Linked DNA regions of Homo sapiens: region 1 is linked to region 2. The links are chromatin loops, found by intact Hi-C in ENCODE. Cell type or tissue: Panc1. All regions are shown on one strand. Each heading gives the region's core, and the rest is flanking DNA. Links, peaks and the distances in the headings are about the cores only.

The links. A loop is a pair of places that touch in the nucleus more often than their neighbours do. Peaks named below come from ENCODE experiments on the same cell type or tissue, not always from the same donor. Only the 100,000 strongest peaks of a DNase experiment are listed, where the experiment ranks them.
Region 1: it touches region 2 in a loop (3-fold over the local background); 4 of 110 quality-filtered maps call a loop at or near these places.

The regions. Positions count from the first base shown.
Region 1 is chr15:32,024,322-32,033,614 of GRCh38, reverse strand. CHRNA7 (cholinergic receptor nicotinic alpha 7 subunit) reads right to left here and starts at 3,100. Exons shown (of 10, transcript NM_000746.6): 1 at 2,966-3,100; 2 at 2,578-2,717. The coding sequence starts at 3,020. LOC124903441 reads left to right here and starts at 3,019. Exons shown (of 3, transcript XM_047433397.1): 1 at 3,019-3,058; 2 at 3,227-3,758; 3 at 5,008-5,081. The coding sequence starts at 3,019. The coding sequence ends at 5,080. RefSeq lists an enhancer at 2,476-3,041. In Panc1, for the core only: CTCF peaks have their summits at 3,073, 3,881 and 4,081; no DNase peak of the experiment used is centred there; H3K4me3 peaks cover 1,302 bases; H3K27me3 peaks cover 1,635 bases.
Region 2 is chr15:32,111,951-32,119,950 of GRCh38, reverse strand. The region is part of intron 4 of CHRNA7 (cholinergic receptor nicotinic alpha 7 subunit); the gene reads right to left. Among named protein-coding and RNA genes, the nearest start is that of CHRNA7, 85 kb to the right of the region's middle. In Panc1, for the core only: no CTCF peak of the experiment used is centred there; no DNase peak of the experiment used is centred there.

The DNA of each region.
Region 1 (9,293 bases), core at 1-8,000, 86 kb after region 2:
TATTTTGTTATGTCTGATAGAGACTTCGGCTTCATCCAGGATCTCAGGAAAGTCACATTAAATTAGTTACAATTCACCCAGTTTAAATAAATTAAATGACTTTGTTCTGCCGAAGTTACCAAGTCTAAAGGAAGCAGCAGATGAAAGACAAAGGACTTGTCCGATGTTGGTTTTCCTCATAGCCCTACCTCTAATCACAGAGTGACCTTGGGCATGTGACCACACCCTTCTAGGCATGGACTTCTTGACCTCTGAGTTGAGTAGTTACATAATTAAGATGGAGCAGACCTTCAGTGAATCACCAGTGTGGGCAAGCACTTTCTCTCATTTAATCCTCTCAAAACCCTCTGAAGCAGGTATTATTATTCTCATTTAACACATGAGAAAACAGAGCTTAGAAAGGTAAGTGAGTTTGTTCAAGGCCACTCCATGAACATAGCATTGCCTGGCTGGGAAGTTCAATGTGTTCACAGCCAATACCACGGCTAAGGTGAGAGATAAACTTTCTCCCGCCCCCTTCCCATGACCTCTGGCTGCTGACAGCCTTCTTCACATGCATTTCCTAAGGACACTGGAATGTCATTGACACAAAGTGCCAATGTGCTATTTTTGTAATTTTCTAACATGACAAAAGTTATTTTAAATGTTCATGTAGTATAACACTAACTTATGCCTAAACTTCTCCTAAGACTCAGAGCTCCTCATAATAACTTGGTTTCTTAAGAGTCTCTTAAAGAAGAAGTTCCCAGAAGAAAGCCTGCAGCTTCTCCGCGAGTGGTCTCTTCTCCAAAAGGTGCTGCCGCAGCCTTTGCAACCTCAGGAGCCTGTTCTACTGACTTCCTCCTGTTCCTCTACTGAGGGGCTACTACACCATCACCCCCATCCAGGCAATACAGGGTCACCCACTCCAAGAGAGACAGCTGTGGAGCAGACACAAACAGTGTGACAGCCTGGCTGGAGTTGACCCTGGACAAATGGGGGAAGAGGGGGCTACTGTCCCTTTCTCACCCTGTCACACACCACTTGCGGGGTGTGTTAGCTCTGCTGCCTGGTCCTTTTTCATGTGGTTTCTGCATGAAAATGACCATAATCACATATCTAGCTTTAAGGTCTCTTCAAGTTGTTTCCATATTCTTTAGTTGATCACAATGACTGACAGTGTGCATTTTATTAGCCGGAAAGCCAAGGCTCAAGATGCTTAAGAAACTTACCTAACAGCAGCCATCCAGAAACCAACACAGACAGAACCCACCGAAGATCCCAAGTACAAATCCTGAGCTCTTTAAAGCAACTGAGGAACTGCTCCATAAACAGCAACTTTTGCTGCTCTGCAACACATGAGACTGAACCTGCCTTCCCCTACAGCTCTTCTCATGATAACTTTTCCACATCATCACATATACATTCAATATTTTAAAGCATGATTCTGTCTGTAGGAGGAAGAACACATTTGAGGCGAGTGTAGCGTTGGAAAGGAGGCAATGTATGATGGCAATTTTAACTAGGTTAAGTGATATACCATTCATCAACATGATAGTGCGGGTAACTGTTTATTTGTAGGATTATGAAATATCACCTCTTACCTTTTTCCACTTTGCCAGGTAGCTCTTAGCACTATTTCTTTTTTAACCAGTAATTGTGGCTATTCTCTCACCTCTTTCCCATCATGCTCTCCCTCCCAATGAACATTATTATCCCTGTGCCCCACCCTGCCACACTCCAGGGTGCTCCACAATAGAATCCGATACTCCGTATAGACAAGACACCAAACCCACTTATAATGAATTAAACACTTGTGTGAAGTATTTGTATTGTATGGAGAATATACCATGAATATTGAATATCCAAAGCAGCATAGAGGAACAATAGGCAAGTTTACACAGATTGGCTAACTGAAGTGGGCACTAGCAAGGCTGCAAGGCAAGAGACCCACGGAACTGATGGCAGCTGCCTGGAGGGACAGACACATGTATTCCTGACGGGGAACCCTGAGTCCTCGGAGCAGGACTCCCAGTACCTGTCCTCACCAGGAAGGCAAAGCATGCCCATTCCTAAGATGGGGTCACAGTGAAAGTTCACAGCTGGCCCTCTTGCCCTCTGCCTGGATAGATTCGCCAGCTGCAAAGCTCAGGGCCAGGCCCCCACCAAAGAAGTTACATACCATAGGCGGCAGAAAAGTCTAGAAGTGGCTAAATTGACAATGCTGGAATGCAAGTCAACACTTACACCATAAGGGAGATTAAAAAGTGAACTTCACCTGTTCTTGCTACTGAGTCCCAGCTCAGGATGCTTGAGTTTCTAACCTGAGAGAAAGGTGGGACCCAAGTAACCATGCACAGGTGGCCAGGGTGATGGAATAAGCTTTACCAGGTCCCTCCTTGGCTGGAGGGGAAACCGAGAAATGAGACACTCAGGAGAGGGCAGGCTGGGGACAGACTCAGAGCATGGCCCTGCCTAGCTTGGGGCCAACTAGAGTGCCCCAGCCGAGCTCCACCGCCTGGCCGCCCGACGCTGTCTAAAAAGCCCCTCGGAGCCCAGGAAGGGGAGAGGGCAGCCCTGTAGCCAGGCGGGACTCACCACGTCCATGATCTGCAGGAGGCTCAGGGAGAAGTAGACGGTGAGTGGTTGCGAGTCATTGGCCACGGGCCTCTCCAAGGGATTGTAGTTCTTGACCAGCTCCTTGTAAAGCTTCCTCTGGAACTCGCCTTGCAGGGACACTTAAGGAGAGAAGACCCGGGCAGGGGGCTCAGGGCAGGCCGGCGGGGGTACCCCCGACTCCCTCCTGCCGGCGTCCCCCGCCGCCCACCCGGTGCAGCCCAGACAAGCAGCCCCCGCAGCGCCCCCGCTGCCCCTCCCCGGCGGCGGGGAGATCCCAAACCTGGCCCAGGCGCGGGGCGCACAGAGGCGCCCGGGATGTGCCCGGGATCCCACGGAGGAGTGGAGGGCGGGGAGGCAGTGGCTTTACCGTGCAGGAGCGACGCGGCCAGCGCCAGCCAGACGCCTCCCGGCGAGCAGCGCATGTTGAGTCCCGGAGCTGCAGCGAGCCGGCGCGCTCCACGTCTCGGCTGTCGCCCGGGCCTGCGCCTGCGGCCACAGAGGCACCTCGCCGCTCGGCTCGCGCGCCTTTAAGGAGCCGGGCGCGCGCCCCCGCCCCGCCCGCCCCCGCGCGCCTCTCCACGTGACGAGCCCCGCCCCCGCCCCCGTCCCCGCCCCCCCATCCCTCCAGCCCGGGCCAGCGTCTCGGCGGCCACCCAGGGAACTGCAGCCCGAGGTGTGAGCGGGAGGTACTCCCGGCGCTGGGTACGCTCCGGGCACCTCCACCCCCAGTCTCCACCGAGCGGGCTCTCGGCCTCGCGCCTCTGGCCAGGCCAGGGGCTGCCCAAGGCCAGGCTCTACCTCTCCCTTGCGTTCTTTGTCCCCACTCAGCCCGCTCCCGCTCTCAGCCAGAAGCTGCGCTGGGCACTCGGGAGAAAGCCGGGACAATTCTGGGGTCCAGTCTTCCCGGACTCCCTCCTCCACGCCAGCGACCGGGTGGCAGCTATAGGGAACCAGGCTTCGGAAGTCTTGCCAACCAGACAAAACAGACCCGAGGAAGCCCCCCTCCTCCCGCTTTCCGCGAGCCCCGGTTTGCTTTCCGCACCGTTTGCTGGGCGCCAGCAGCCAGACTCTCGGCTGGGATCTGAAGTGCTGGAGGCACCCTGTCGGGGAGGAGAGATGCCGCCAATGTGTGTGATGGGATTCCCAGTGGTTACCCTAATGTATGGCTCATTCTTTTTTAAAGGAGATTAAAAAAGATTGAAAAGTTAACTCCTAACTCTTTGCTGGAAGGACAGCCAGAACTTGGTGTTCTTATCTAGGCTCTTTTGAGCCAGCGCATTGGAAAGAGTAAATGAGGAGAGGCTCTGAGAGGTCCAGGGAGTGCGGAGAGTTCTTGATGTTGAAGAGGGGGCTTGATTTTGGAAAGAGGAAGGGAGGGAGGAAGGCGCCAAGGGGCGGCTTCCAGGGTGGCTGAAGCTCCATCCCATTTGCTCCCTTCTGCTGAGCACAGCAGCGCCCTGCGTCCGCGTAGGGGGCGCTGCCACCTTCTTTCCTGCAGCCCCCGGGCATCCGAGCTCCACCAGAGCAACTCCCGTGGACCACGCAGCGGCAATGCCTGGGTTTCTGAACTGCCGAAAACCACGGGATTCTTTTAAGACTCCAAGAACTAGGGAAAGGCTCACCAAAAGGTGACTGAGCTTGACTGTACCCCAGTAGCAGGAATGGGGGACTGAGCCCAACTATTTGATTTGGAAGAATAACGCAGTATATTGCCCTTGCCATGAAGTGTCTTAAATGTATTACTGTTAATGTACACATGTTTAAACAAAGGGTCAGCATAGGCTTTCATAACTGCGGTAAGAGCCTAGAAGAAGGATTAGCTGTTTTTGGAGAGTGGTTAATAGAAGAGGTGACAGCTGAACTGGATTCACCTCAAAGGATAGCAGTCATTCTGCCAGGAGAAAGGGACGCCAGGGGTCCCTGGAGAGCAGACAGGCGTGCCCTTAGCTTCATCTGGCTCTTGAGTCCCCCTACCACTTCTAGCAGTCCGGACATCACAGAGCAGGCACTTGATGAATTAATTATCTACAGGGGATTAGTTGTTGGTAAAGGGAGAATTAGAAGAAGGGAAATAAAACCCAGTAGCAGAATAGAGAAAGCCCATGAAGCATCAGTGAAAAGATTCTCAGTGGCACATCCCCTGCACTGGTCATGGGACTGTAACAACACTCTTCTACGAGCGCTGAAAGTACCTAAGAGCCCTGTCTTCCCTTCTAGAAGAGCATGAGCCCATGGGGCCAAGGGAATTTATTGATTTTTTCTGGAGTATGGCTATCAGGATCACATTCCTGAAACCAGAACTGCTTCTTTACCGCCATTGCACCCCATAATATCAGAAACCTAGAAATAAACCATTTTCAGGTGAGACAAGCAATTCGTAAATATTTATTTGTCCTCTGTTCTCGCTAGGCACCTGGAGGACCTGCAAGCGCAGTCCACTCACTCAGCTTACAATGTAGGACTGCTGGAAGTTGGAAAATAAACTTCAGTCTCCCCTGTGCCATAGGTAGGTCTGTGAGTTTGGCTGTATTGACTCCCATCTATGGGACTCAGGTTTTTCATTTGTGAAACGAAGAAAAGAGCAGAACATTCTTGGAATAGAGCTGACGGGACTGTATAGGTTCTACACTCACTCCCGTTCCCAAAGCAAAAAAAAAAAAAACAAAAAAAAACAAAAAAAAAACAGCAAATAAAACATAGCAGGATGTGAATACATGCCTGGGCATACCAAAAATATAGATTCTATGGGTAAGAGGGAAATTTTAACACACTCTCAGGAGGTAAGGTGACCTTGGGCTTGGGGCCTATGAGAGGTGGGGAACTGGAACTGAGATATTCACATAAATCCAGAAATTGGTGTAATCTCCTTTCCAGTGTAAAAAAGACCAGGAAACCTCAACCATTAGCCAGGGAAGTGGAAGGAAGCATGTTTTCTGCTTGGGCTCCGGATAGGGGGAAAAAGATAATTACACATTTAAAAACCAAAAAGTGCATTAGGCTTAGGTGTGGAGTCCAAATGTGTATTATATGGTTTAGAATTCAAGAATTCCTCCGGAGGAAGATTTAGTAACTTTACACACATGGGACTCCAAAAAATGCCCCCAAATCGCAATATCCATGAAAATCAGTTCAAAATAAAAAATATAAACCATTCAAGGAAACAAACTCTACATCATCCTAGGCCATCGTCAATTAGGGAAAGTCAGTAGGCAGAGTAAACAGGAAAATGTGTGCCTCACAATTTGAGATAATAGGACACTGAAAAATAAACTATAAAATTTGTGGCCGGGTGCAGTGGCTCACACCTGTAATCCCACCACTTTGGGAGGCTGAGGCAGGTGGATCACCTGAGGTCACGAGTTCGAGACCAACCTGGCCAACGTGGCCAAACCCCGTCTCTACTGAAAATACAAATATTAATCGGGCATGGTGGCAGGCACTTGTAATCCCAGCTACTCGGGAGGCTGAGGCAGGAGAATCGCTTGAACCCGGGAGGCAGAGGTTGTGGTGAGCCCAGATCATGCCATTGCACACTAGCAGGGCAACAGAGCGAGACTCCATCTCAAAATAAATAAATAAATAAAAATAATAAAAATAAATAAAATTTGTACGTTTAAAATGGTAAAGCTAGTTATCATAGTGGGTGATGTCCATTGCAGTGATAATCCTCAATTCTCATTGGCTTACCACAATGAAAGTTTCTTTCTCCCTCACACCACAATCAAAAAGTTCAGATGACTTTGCTGGGTGGCTACCTTCCTCCCCAGGTCTTTCAGATATAAAAGATCCTTTCATTAAATGGAGAGTCAATGTAAGACAAAAGCACTATTCAAAGAATAAATTCTGAGAACTTTTCAATATTTACAAAAGACATCAAACCACAAATTCACTTGGTCATGGATTTGATTACTGCTGAATTTAATTTGTTAGTAGATTTTAAAAGAATTTTCTATGTATATCCATGAAGGATATTGCTCCATCATTTTCATTTCTTGTAATTTTATCATCTAATTTTGGTAGAAGATCTTATGCTTCCTCCTCCTCTACTTTCTGAAATAGTTTGTGCAAGATATAATTTGTTTCTTAAATGTTTGATGAAACTAACTAGTGGAACTATCTGTGTCTGGAGTTTTTGTGGAAAGATTATTTTCTTAACGTTAACCCAATTTTTAATAGATATGTAGTACAATTCAGTTTCTATTTCTTCTTGGGAAAAGCTTACTAAATTGTATTTTTTTTTACAAATGTGTTTATTTCATTTAAGTTATTGCATTTATTGACATAAAGTTGTTTATTATGTGCCTTTATTACCTTATGTATATATATAGGCTATGTGGTGATACCTCCTCTTCATTACTGTTTCAAGGAATTTGTGTTTTCTCCTGTTTGTTCTTGATTACACTTACTAAGGTTTAACGATATTACTAATCTTTTCATGGTACAACTTTTTGCTTTTTCTCAATTTTTTTTTTGAAATTTCAGTGATTTCTATTCTTGTGTTTCTTATTACCTTCTACTTATTTGGGGTTTAATTTGCTCATTTTTTACAAACTTCTTGAAGTGTAAACTGAGGTTGCTGATTTTAGATTCATTTCAAATGTAAGCATTTAAATATGCAAATTTCCATCTAAACACTACTTTAGTTGCCTCCTCCTAATTTTGATATGTTCTATATTCATAACCTCCAGTTCAAAATATTTTCTAACTTCTTTGTGATTTCTTCTTTGACCGATGATTTACTTCAAATTGTGCTTTTCTGTTTCCAAAACAGCACAGTTTTTTCTAGATATATACTATTCTTAGATATTGTCAGTCTCTCAAAATATTTGTTCTAATTACACTCCCAGCACAATGTATGAGTGATCTAGTTGCCTCACATAATTCATCCACTTGTCTTTGACTTAATTTCAGATTTTTTTGGCTTATGGGTAATTTGATCTCAATGTGGCTTTTAATTTGCATTTCCCTGATGACTAAAGAAGTGGAGCAGCTTTTCATGTGTTTATTGTTATTTTGGATATCCTTTGTGAACTGATTTTTCAGGGTTTTTTGTCCATTTTTCTATTGTGTTGTCTGCCTTTTTCTTATTTATTTGTAGGAATTAATTCTTCATTCAGAAGGAGTCCTTTGTCAGACATTGATATTGAACATAATTTTTAGAACTCTGGCTTCATTTAACTTTCTTAATGGTATCTTTTGGTGAATAGATATTCTTAATCTCAGTGTAGTCCAATTTATCAACGCTTCCAATCACAGTTTGCATTTTTTGTGTTGTGCTTTAGATCTCTTTGTCTACCCCAAGGTCGTGAAGGTAACATCCTATGTCTTCCTAGAGTTTTATGGTCTTACCTTTCATGTTGATATTTGTCACCCATCTAGAATTAAATTTTGTGTATGCTATGAAGTATGGTAGGAATAGGGATTCATTGTCTTATATGAATATTAAATTGACTCTATACCACTTAATGAAAAAGTAATCTTTCTTCCTGCATTGCCATGTCACCTTTGTGCATCACATAACAGTGTATATATGTGGGTCCAGTCTATTTGCTTAGACTTGCACCAATATCACACTCTTTTAATGACTATAGCATTATAGTAGCTCTTTATACATGGTAGTGTTAATTTTCCTCCTTTTTAGTATTTCTTCAAGATTGTCTTGAATATTCTTGACCCTTTTCATTTTAATAGAATAAAATAATTTATTTTATATTAACTTTACTGGGATTCTATAGAATTTTTAGATCAACTTGGGAAGGATTGATGTCTTTACTGAGTCCTGTAATATACAAACGTGATGTTTTCTTCCACTTATTTAGATCTTGTTTAATTTCTCACAATAATATTTTGTAGTCTTCAACACAGGTATTTTGGCACACTTTCATAAGAATTATTCATAGACATTGGTGTCTTTTGATGCTATTAAAATGACAGATTTTTTACATTTAATTTTAAAACTGTTGCATGTATAGAAATATACATGATATTTGCATATTGGTCTTTTATCCAGTGAAGTTCTAAACTCTCCTATTGATTATAATGGTTTTTCTGTAGATTATCCGTCCCAATCCTTATTCATCTATTTCTTTTTCTTGGCCTGTTTCACTCACTATGACACTAGCTGGGACCATCAAATTCAATACTGAGTAGAAGTCATAGCATACTGCTTTGTCTCATTTCTGGTCTCAGGCAGAAGGCCTTCAATAATTCACCACTATATTCGTTTCCTAGCACTTCCATAACAAAGTACTGAAAACTCGGTGGCTTAAAACATATAAATGTATTGTCTTACAGTTCTGGAGGCTAGGAGTCTGAAATCATGATGTCAGCATGCCCCTGCTGAGACTCTGGGGAGAACTTTCCTCGTCTCTTCACAGTTTCTGGTGGTGGTTGGCCATCATGGATGTTTGTTGGCTGGCAGCTATGTCTCTCCCATCTCTGCCTTCATCTTCCATTGTTGTTCTCCCTGTGTGTCTGTGTTCAAATTTCCCTCTTCTTATAAGGACACCAGTCATATTGGATTAGGCCCCAACTTAATGTCCTCATCTTAATTTGATTGCATCTGCAAAGACCCTATTTCTAAATAAAGTCACATTCATAGGTATTAGGGGCTAGGATTTCAACATATCTTTTGTTGGAGACATAATTCAACCCACAACAGCCACTAAGTAAAATGTTAGCTATAGTTTTTTGTT
Region 2 (8,000 bases), core at 1-8,000:
ACCGGATGAGGCAGACAGCATTAACAGTCAGCCAGCGACAGTCCACTCACTCTGGTGCAGACAGGTGGGCTCCGAGTTAGCCCGAGGCAAACAGCTGGGCCATCAGAGGCTGATTAAGGACACACACGCACTTGCCCTTCCTCCCTTCCTCTTGCTGAGATGTCAGAAGAAACAACAAAAGCAAAACCTGCCCACTGCCACAGGCTGGGAGGAGTGTACAAGCAGAAAAGAACAGATAATAACTTCTGGACAAAATCACCTGATGGGAATCAATTGCTAACAAGTCAAGAGGAGAATATGAATAAATATTTTTTTTTAAAATGTTCAAAGCAAAAAGGAACTGAAACAAAAATTCTGTCAAAGGTATCAGGGCCTCTCCTGTCTCACAGTCAAAGCCAAGGCCTCCACGACTTGGTCCCCAGCTCCTCCCATCATGTCTCTGACCCTCTCTCTGAACCCTGGCTTCCCCATCCACCAATTCTCTCCAGCCACAGCAGCTGAATTTGCTCCTAGGACAGACCTGGATAGCATGTTCCCGCCTCAGGGCAATTGATGGATTTTTTAAAAGATAAAATCATGACACTTGCACAAATATAAAGTGATCGTGTGTCAAAGACTACTTAAGTCATTAATGAAGGAAGGAACCAGGAAAATGTTAAAACCAATTCTGCAGAGCATCCTAAAAGCAGACACATACAAAGACAACCAGGCACACTGATCTGAATCTGTCAACAGGGGAATTGGTCCACCAGCAAAACACATTTGCTTCTCCGTGGACTAGAATCATTGGTTTTGCCATCAGTTTTCTAGAAGTTAGAGTTGAAAACTAGTTTGAAGACCATGACAGGCACAGTCCACTACAGACTCAGATGACCAGGAAGGTGCCTGTGACCATGCCTAGTATTCTGTAGGAACCGAGGTGTCTTTTTTTCTCTTCCCTCACTATTTTTTTTTTTTTTTTGCATTTCGAAGTCTTTCACAAGCCTTCTTGACAGGGCCCCTGCACTGGCTGTTCCTTCTGTCAGGAACACTCTCTCCACTTGATATCACAGGGCCTGTTCCTTTGCAGCCCTCTAGTCTGTCTCCTGGTCTCTCCCTGACCTCTGGCTCAGCCCTCACTATTCCCTTTCCTGCTTCATTTTTCTGGGATCACCTACAATCTGGCCCATGCCTCCCTCCTCTCTTCCCCATCTCTGTTTCTCTGGTGGGTTTGGGTCTGGCTGGATCACTGCTGAATCCTTAGTTCCCAGAACAGTGTGTGATTATGCTGAGGGAGCCTTCACTAAATATTGGTTGAGTGAATGAACAAATTAAAAACAAACAGCAAGAGCGACCATGATGAGACCTGGGAGAGTGAGATGGACAGTTCGGAGGATGACTTTGAAGATGCAAACATAGGTTGGCTGGCTCCACTCACTGCTTTAAAACAAGCTGCTGCTCCCCCTCTTCCCACAACACATGATTTAGAAACAGCCTCCCTCCAGCTCAGGTGTGAATATCTGATTAATACAGAAGCTGTAACAGCACATCCTCAAAACTCCTTCTCTGAGATCTCCAGCAGCAAAATTACCTCTGCTCACCTGGAACTACTACTGTCTTAGTTTGTTTTCTGTTGCTTATAACAGGATGCCTGAAACTGGGTAATTTATAAAGAAAAGAATTCATTTCTTACAGTATGGATGCTGGGAGTCCGAGGTCAAGGAGCTGCATCTGGTGAGGGCTTCTTGCTGGTGGGGACTCTCTGTAGTGCCAAGGTGGTACCAGGCATCGCATGGGGAGGGGCCTGAAGGTGCTGGCTCAGGCCTCTCTTCCTCTTCTTATCAAGTTATCAGTCCCATTCCCATGATATCCTATTGATCCATTAATCCATGAATAGATTAAAGCATTCATGAGGGCAGAGCCCTCATGACCCAGTTGGCCTTCAAAGGTCCCACCTCTCAATACTGTCATATTAGGGGTTAAATTTTAACACAAATTCTGGAGAAGACAGATATTCAAATATTTGTAAAGGACAAATATTCAAACTATAGCAACCACATCACCTTCCAGTGATGCCCTTGGGCCCTCCAAGAGCCTGGCCATGACTGCATTATGAGCCTTTGAGCACCAGCAGGCCAATCTCGGTTAGGCTGAGGGATACCACAATTTCAGGAGCTATTAACCATGACAACACTACATCTCACAGATTCACTCCCTAAGATGCCATTCCATGTGTGCACTGCCATGACTCCATAATAGATACATCGCAGCCCACGTAGAATAGGCACCCCTTGCTGGGATGCAGGCTTGGGCTCTTCTTTAGTCCAGTGAAATTTGCCACCTGCCTGCCTCCTCTGCTCTGGCTGAGAACACCCTCACCCCTAGGACCCTCAAGTCCTAGGACTCTCTCCCTTCCACCCATATTGTTGCTATGCTCCCTACCAGAAGCTGAGATTGGATCTACAATCAAAGCAGGGTGAAAGCAACTAGAACTTGAGTGGATGGCTCATCTGCGCTGTAGCAGACCATGTCGACAATCATCCTCCTGTGCCCAAGGCCCTGACAGCTGCCTACTGCAAGCATCTGCAGCTCTGCACTTGATCCACACATGGGGCAGGCAAGCCAGAGGTGCCAGGGAGCTGACACCCCTGGAAGCAGCTCTCAGCCTATGATGGAAGGCAGCTGGCAGATAAGCATCCCAGTTTCCTCAGAACAAGGCTGAGATGTGCTATACACAGTCTCCCAGAGCTCCCCAGTAGGAATGGGCTCTGTTTGCCCGCAGTATGATTTGCTTTTCAATGCTCACTCCAACGGCTTGCCTGCCCTCCCTATCTCACTCCCCCTCCCCTCATCCTGCTTCCCAGGATCCCTTCCCAAATAAGCTACATGCTCAGGAATCCTTGTCCTGGGTTGGCTCCCCCAGGTTCCCTAAGACGCTTGGCAACAATGATGAGCACAATTATGAGTGCTTACAGGCTTGGCCACACTGCTCTCAAGTGTGTCCTGCATAGAGGTCCCCTCTCCAGCCTCTGCTATCAGCCACAGGGTCAGGAAAATGAGTGAAAGACACAACCCTGCAGATGACAAATGCAGCTTTGCACACTCAATGAAAATGGATGGCTGAAACCCCATGCTGTTCTAAACTTTCAGAGCCAACAAAAACATCTTTAAATATCTTCATCAAAAAAGATTTCCATTATTGCAATAGAATTTTCTGACCGAGCAACTCAGAAACAGAGAAGCCCAGAGAGGGTGAGGCAGTTGCCTGTCTCTGCACGGTGTAGGGGCATCCGCAGAGTTGCGGGATTCAGACTGTCCTTCTGCAAGCGGACTGCTGATCCCAGCAAGGCCTTTAATTCCATCCAAAGGGGAAAATCACGGCAAGCCATCCATAATTGCTACCCACTTTAGGCAAGATGGTGTTCAGAAAACTCCTTGAGCCGCAGGCTTAAAGTAAAGCAAAATAAAGCAACAAAGAAATGACTGGGATCAGCACCAGACAGAGACGCTTTTATTCGTGCCCATCCTCTCCTCAGAGCGACCTGGCCAGCTGGCTGGCAGCAGCATGACTTGTTACCCACCCATCAAGGAAATACAGCAGCCCATTCCACAAATGATGCAGAGATGGCTGTTTTGCAGTGACCCAGCCACTTTAAAGCATGGAAAATGCATTATATCTCAAAAAGCAATAGTGACTCACGTGGGGACTCCAATATCAAACGAGAATAGAGTGAGAAATAGGACAGACATGTTTGGGAGGCTTCAGCTGAGCTACATCAACACTGCTTTCAAAACTGGGGCTTACACAGGATGCATTTAACCCCCTCCTTTAGGAAAAGCCCCTCGACTCCATTCAGACCATAATGAACTAACAGATGAGTCTACTAAGCAGAACATATTATTTTCCACGCCTAGAAGCTGGCAGAAAGCATTAAATTCGGTATCTCTCAAAATCCCCAATAACAGAATATCAGAGGGTTAGGATATTAGTAGTGAAGACTATTTTTGCTATTTCCTGTGTGAATTTTTGGACTCAGTCTCAGTTGAATGTTTTCTAGGTTGCCTACATGATTTCTTTCCTTTGCTTTCTTTCTTCTCTGGCTGTTCTTAGCCGCACTGTATTACACTGATCCATCTTCTTCGCTCCTCCTCCTAATAATTCCTGCACCCTCCCTTCCTCTCTCCATCTTGTCTTTGCATAAATGTGTATCAAGTGCCCTGCTAGGTGCCCCTAAGAGGTAGCAGACCCTAAGTGCCATCGTGGACAGGAATCCTTTTCTACGTGACAGAGAAATGTGTTCTAGACTTGGCAGGGGTGAGGGTGTCAGGGAGGTTTCCCTTGCTAACTGGGAGTTAAGGGGTGGGCATTCCTCGCCCCGCAAGACGCTCATATAAACACTCTGCCTGGAAGCATTGGTGCATCAATGAGCCAAAGGACAAGCAGTAGGGCTGGAGAGTGGACGAGGCTACAGGGTAGGGATAGGCTGGTCAGCACATACCTGGGGGCTGCACAGTGTGTCCAGGCAGGAAGGGGAAGCCAGCCAGCAAGGGGGGGCAGAGATGACAAGATCTGTCTTGTTTAGAAGCTCTCTCCTCCTGCCTGCTTCTCCTCCCACATTGCCAATTTCAGCAGGCACATGGCGGAGCGTGCCTTCCCCTTCACAATGCACGCCTCTTCTGGTCTTTCGGTTTCCTGGGGCTTTACTTTGACCCTTGCAGTTCCACCGCTTTCCTTCCTTAGCTGTGATCACTAGTGTCCCCAGAGCACCCTGTGGCCTCCCTCTTGCCCTAGATAGGGGTGCTGATTTCCCCTTTCTTGACTCCAAGCTGGGCTCCTGCCTACTCTGACCAACAGAATGTGGAGAAGGGCTGTTGCGGGACCCTCACGCTCAGTCCTTAAGAGTCCCAGCAGCCTCTCCTTCCTTCCTGTCAGAGCACTGCTGGCCACCAAGCTGGGGGACACCGAGCCTTGTGGAAAAGGCCCAGAAGGGGTGGGTGCACAGTCCCCAGCTGAATGGCTGAGCTTCCTGCCAGGGCCGGCGTCCCCACCAGCTCAGCCCAGACCTGCCCCGCTGTGGAAGTGTACCCCTCAGCACATCGGCCCAGTGGAGCCCCAGCCCATGGCTGTGCCCAATGCCACGTGAAAGAGACAACCAGCCACATGGGCCTGGACAGCCCACGGCATCATGAGGAATAATCTGAGTTGTTTGCTTTAAGTCACTCAGTTCTGAGGAGTTTGTTCTGTAGCAATAGATAAGTGTCTATGAGTGGTTTAAATATTCTCTGAAATCTATTCATTCCACGTTGGGTTCATGTGGACCTGCGGGCCATATATTTAGCAGTTACTTCAAAATATATTTAGTAGTTACTTCAAAAAGAAAGTCCTACATTCCATGTCTCAGGAAAACAAAAGCAGAAATTGAAGCAGCCTCTACATCCTCCATGATGAAGCCTGGCGGACGTGGTCTATGTCCACCATGGGAAAGAGGAACGAGCAGGATCCTTCAGTAGAGCTCAACAGATGTGTGAGCGATGGGGTTCTGCACCGGCAGCTGGGTCAGGCATGTGGAGGTGGGGATCATTTCTAAGGGCCTGGACCCTGGTAACATTTGTCAGGTAGAGACTGCTCTATCTTTGCTCCTTGAAATTCAATTACAACTTGGAAATTCCTCATTAGCCAGAGCATTTGGAATCATCAAACATTTTACATTTTGGAGTTAAAGATCCTACACATAGGCCATATAAACTGCCTCTTGTAACCGTGTTAATAAGATTCCACCAACATGTTATACATATAATATGGTGGGGTGCTCTCTCTCTCTCTCTCTGTGTGTGTGTGTGTATGTATATGTATGTATGTGTGTGTGTATATGTGTGTGTGTATGTATGTATGTGTATATATATATATATGTATATATATATATATACATATATATATATATATATATATATTTGGAGATAGCATCTCACTCTGTCACCCAGGATGGCAAGCAGTGATATAATCAAAGCTCACTGCTGGGCTCAAGGGATCCTTCTACCTCAGCCTCCTGAGTAGCTGGCACTACAGGTGCAGGTCACCATGCCCAGCTAATTTTGTTGTTGTTGTCGTTATTGTTGTTAGAGATGGGGGTCTCGTACATTGCTCAGGCTGAATGTTATAAAATTTATTCTTGATTTCAAACTTAAAAAATCCGAATTGGAAAATGAAAAACATTGATTATTTTTTTCTAAATTGTTAAATTACCATCTTGTTCTAAAAGCAGGAATCCTCATCATTCTGCCTGTAAACACACAACTGCCTTTACGGAATGTGTGCTCTTTTCCAAGTGCCAGACTAAGTGTGCTACACACATCCACAGAGCGATCCTCCGAACTCTGTGAAGCCGGCACTTTCCCCGTTTTTCAAAGGAGAAATCTGAGACTCAAAGGTTATACAGACTGTAAATATTACAGCTAAAATTAACACGGAGACTTCTTCAACCCTGACCCTTTGCCCTCAAAAAGTCAGATACAATGCCCTCATTATGGACTGAGTTGCATCTCCCTCAAACTCACATGTTGAAATCCTAATACCTGGTGCCTCAGAGTGTGGCTCTATTTGAAGACAGAACCTTTAAAAAGGTAATTAAAGTAAAAGAGGGTCATGAGCATGGGGCCCTACTCTAATTTGACTGCAGTGCTTACAGGAAGAGGAGACTAGGGCACGGACAGAGACAAGCGAAGGTCACGTGAACCCAGTGAGATGGCAGCCATCTACCAGCCAAGGAGAGAGGCTCAGAAGAAGCCAGTCCTGACAACACCTTCATTCAGACTTCTGGCCTCCACAATTGTGACAGGGTAACTTCTATTGTTTAAGGCTCTGAGTCTGTAGCACTTTGTTACAGCAGCCTTGGCAAACTAATACAGCCCCCCAAGAAACAGAAGACCCAAAGTCCAGGCATGGAAAGGCACATGTTTGATCCATTCAACAGGGGACCACTTACTCCTATTTTAGACGTTTTTCAAAGCTCAGTTGTCTGAACTAATTTGAGAAGCAGAAAAGTGGCAGCAAATGAGAAGAGGATACTCTTCTAGAAACGGGCCCAATGATTCAAGTGAAATGTGGCCGGCCCCCAGATGCAAAGACAGAGGCAGAATGAAAAGTCCATACAAGAAATAGCATCGCCCAGCCTTCTGGAAGTAGCCATGTAGGACAACACATTGCTTGTCCAGCGGGATCACCGAGTGACCATGGAGGGCAATTTGGTCACACTGTTCCCTGCATCAGGAAAGCCTGGGCTTCCTTCTTCATGACCAAAGGTAGCGGTCATGATTAGGAAATAACTTTCTTTTCATGATGTTATTTATGAGGTCTGACACCTTATTAGTCAGAAATGTTCTGGGATCCCTTATTTGACTATGCAGTTTAACGAGAAATTTTACTGCTTCTAGAAACTTACCCTGCCTGAATAATTGCCTTTTAGGCATCTGGTCTGCAAGTCAGACTGTCTTGGTTTACCGACGTGTCCCTTATTTCCTGACCTCAGGAGAAAGACTATTAGAAATCAGGTATATACCCTGCAGGGGAAGTTTCTGCATGCAGCTAGAGATGACAGTCCTCACGCTCACCTGCAGCCATCTCTGCCACAGAACTCTCCAATGCACAACAGGGAACATAGACGAGGATGTGGGTCCAAACTGTGGGCTCCAGCAGTGCATCCCATAGGCCAGCACTTCCTGCTGTTGGTCATAACTGCTGCCATTCAGAGAACAAAGGTACTGCCTTATGCAAGAATACTCCATGTGCCAATATGCACAGAAACAACACTAGGCCCCGAGAACATACAACTTCATGGGCGTCTTAAGTAGCAGGCTAGCCAGCGTGTGCACGTGTGCATGCCAAACCAGGGAATGCTGGCTTACAGGGACAGAGCTGCTTCTCAAAGGCCTGGCCGCTCGGAAAGCCGTGTAGGGAGCAGTGGCCCCAGATCATAGATAACATATCCAGCATCTCTGTGAAATATTCAAATATACGTGATAGC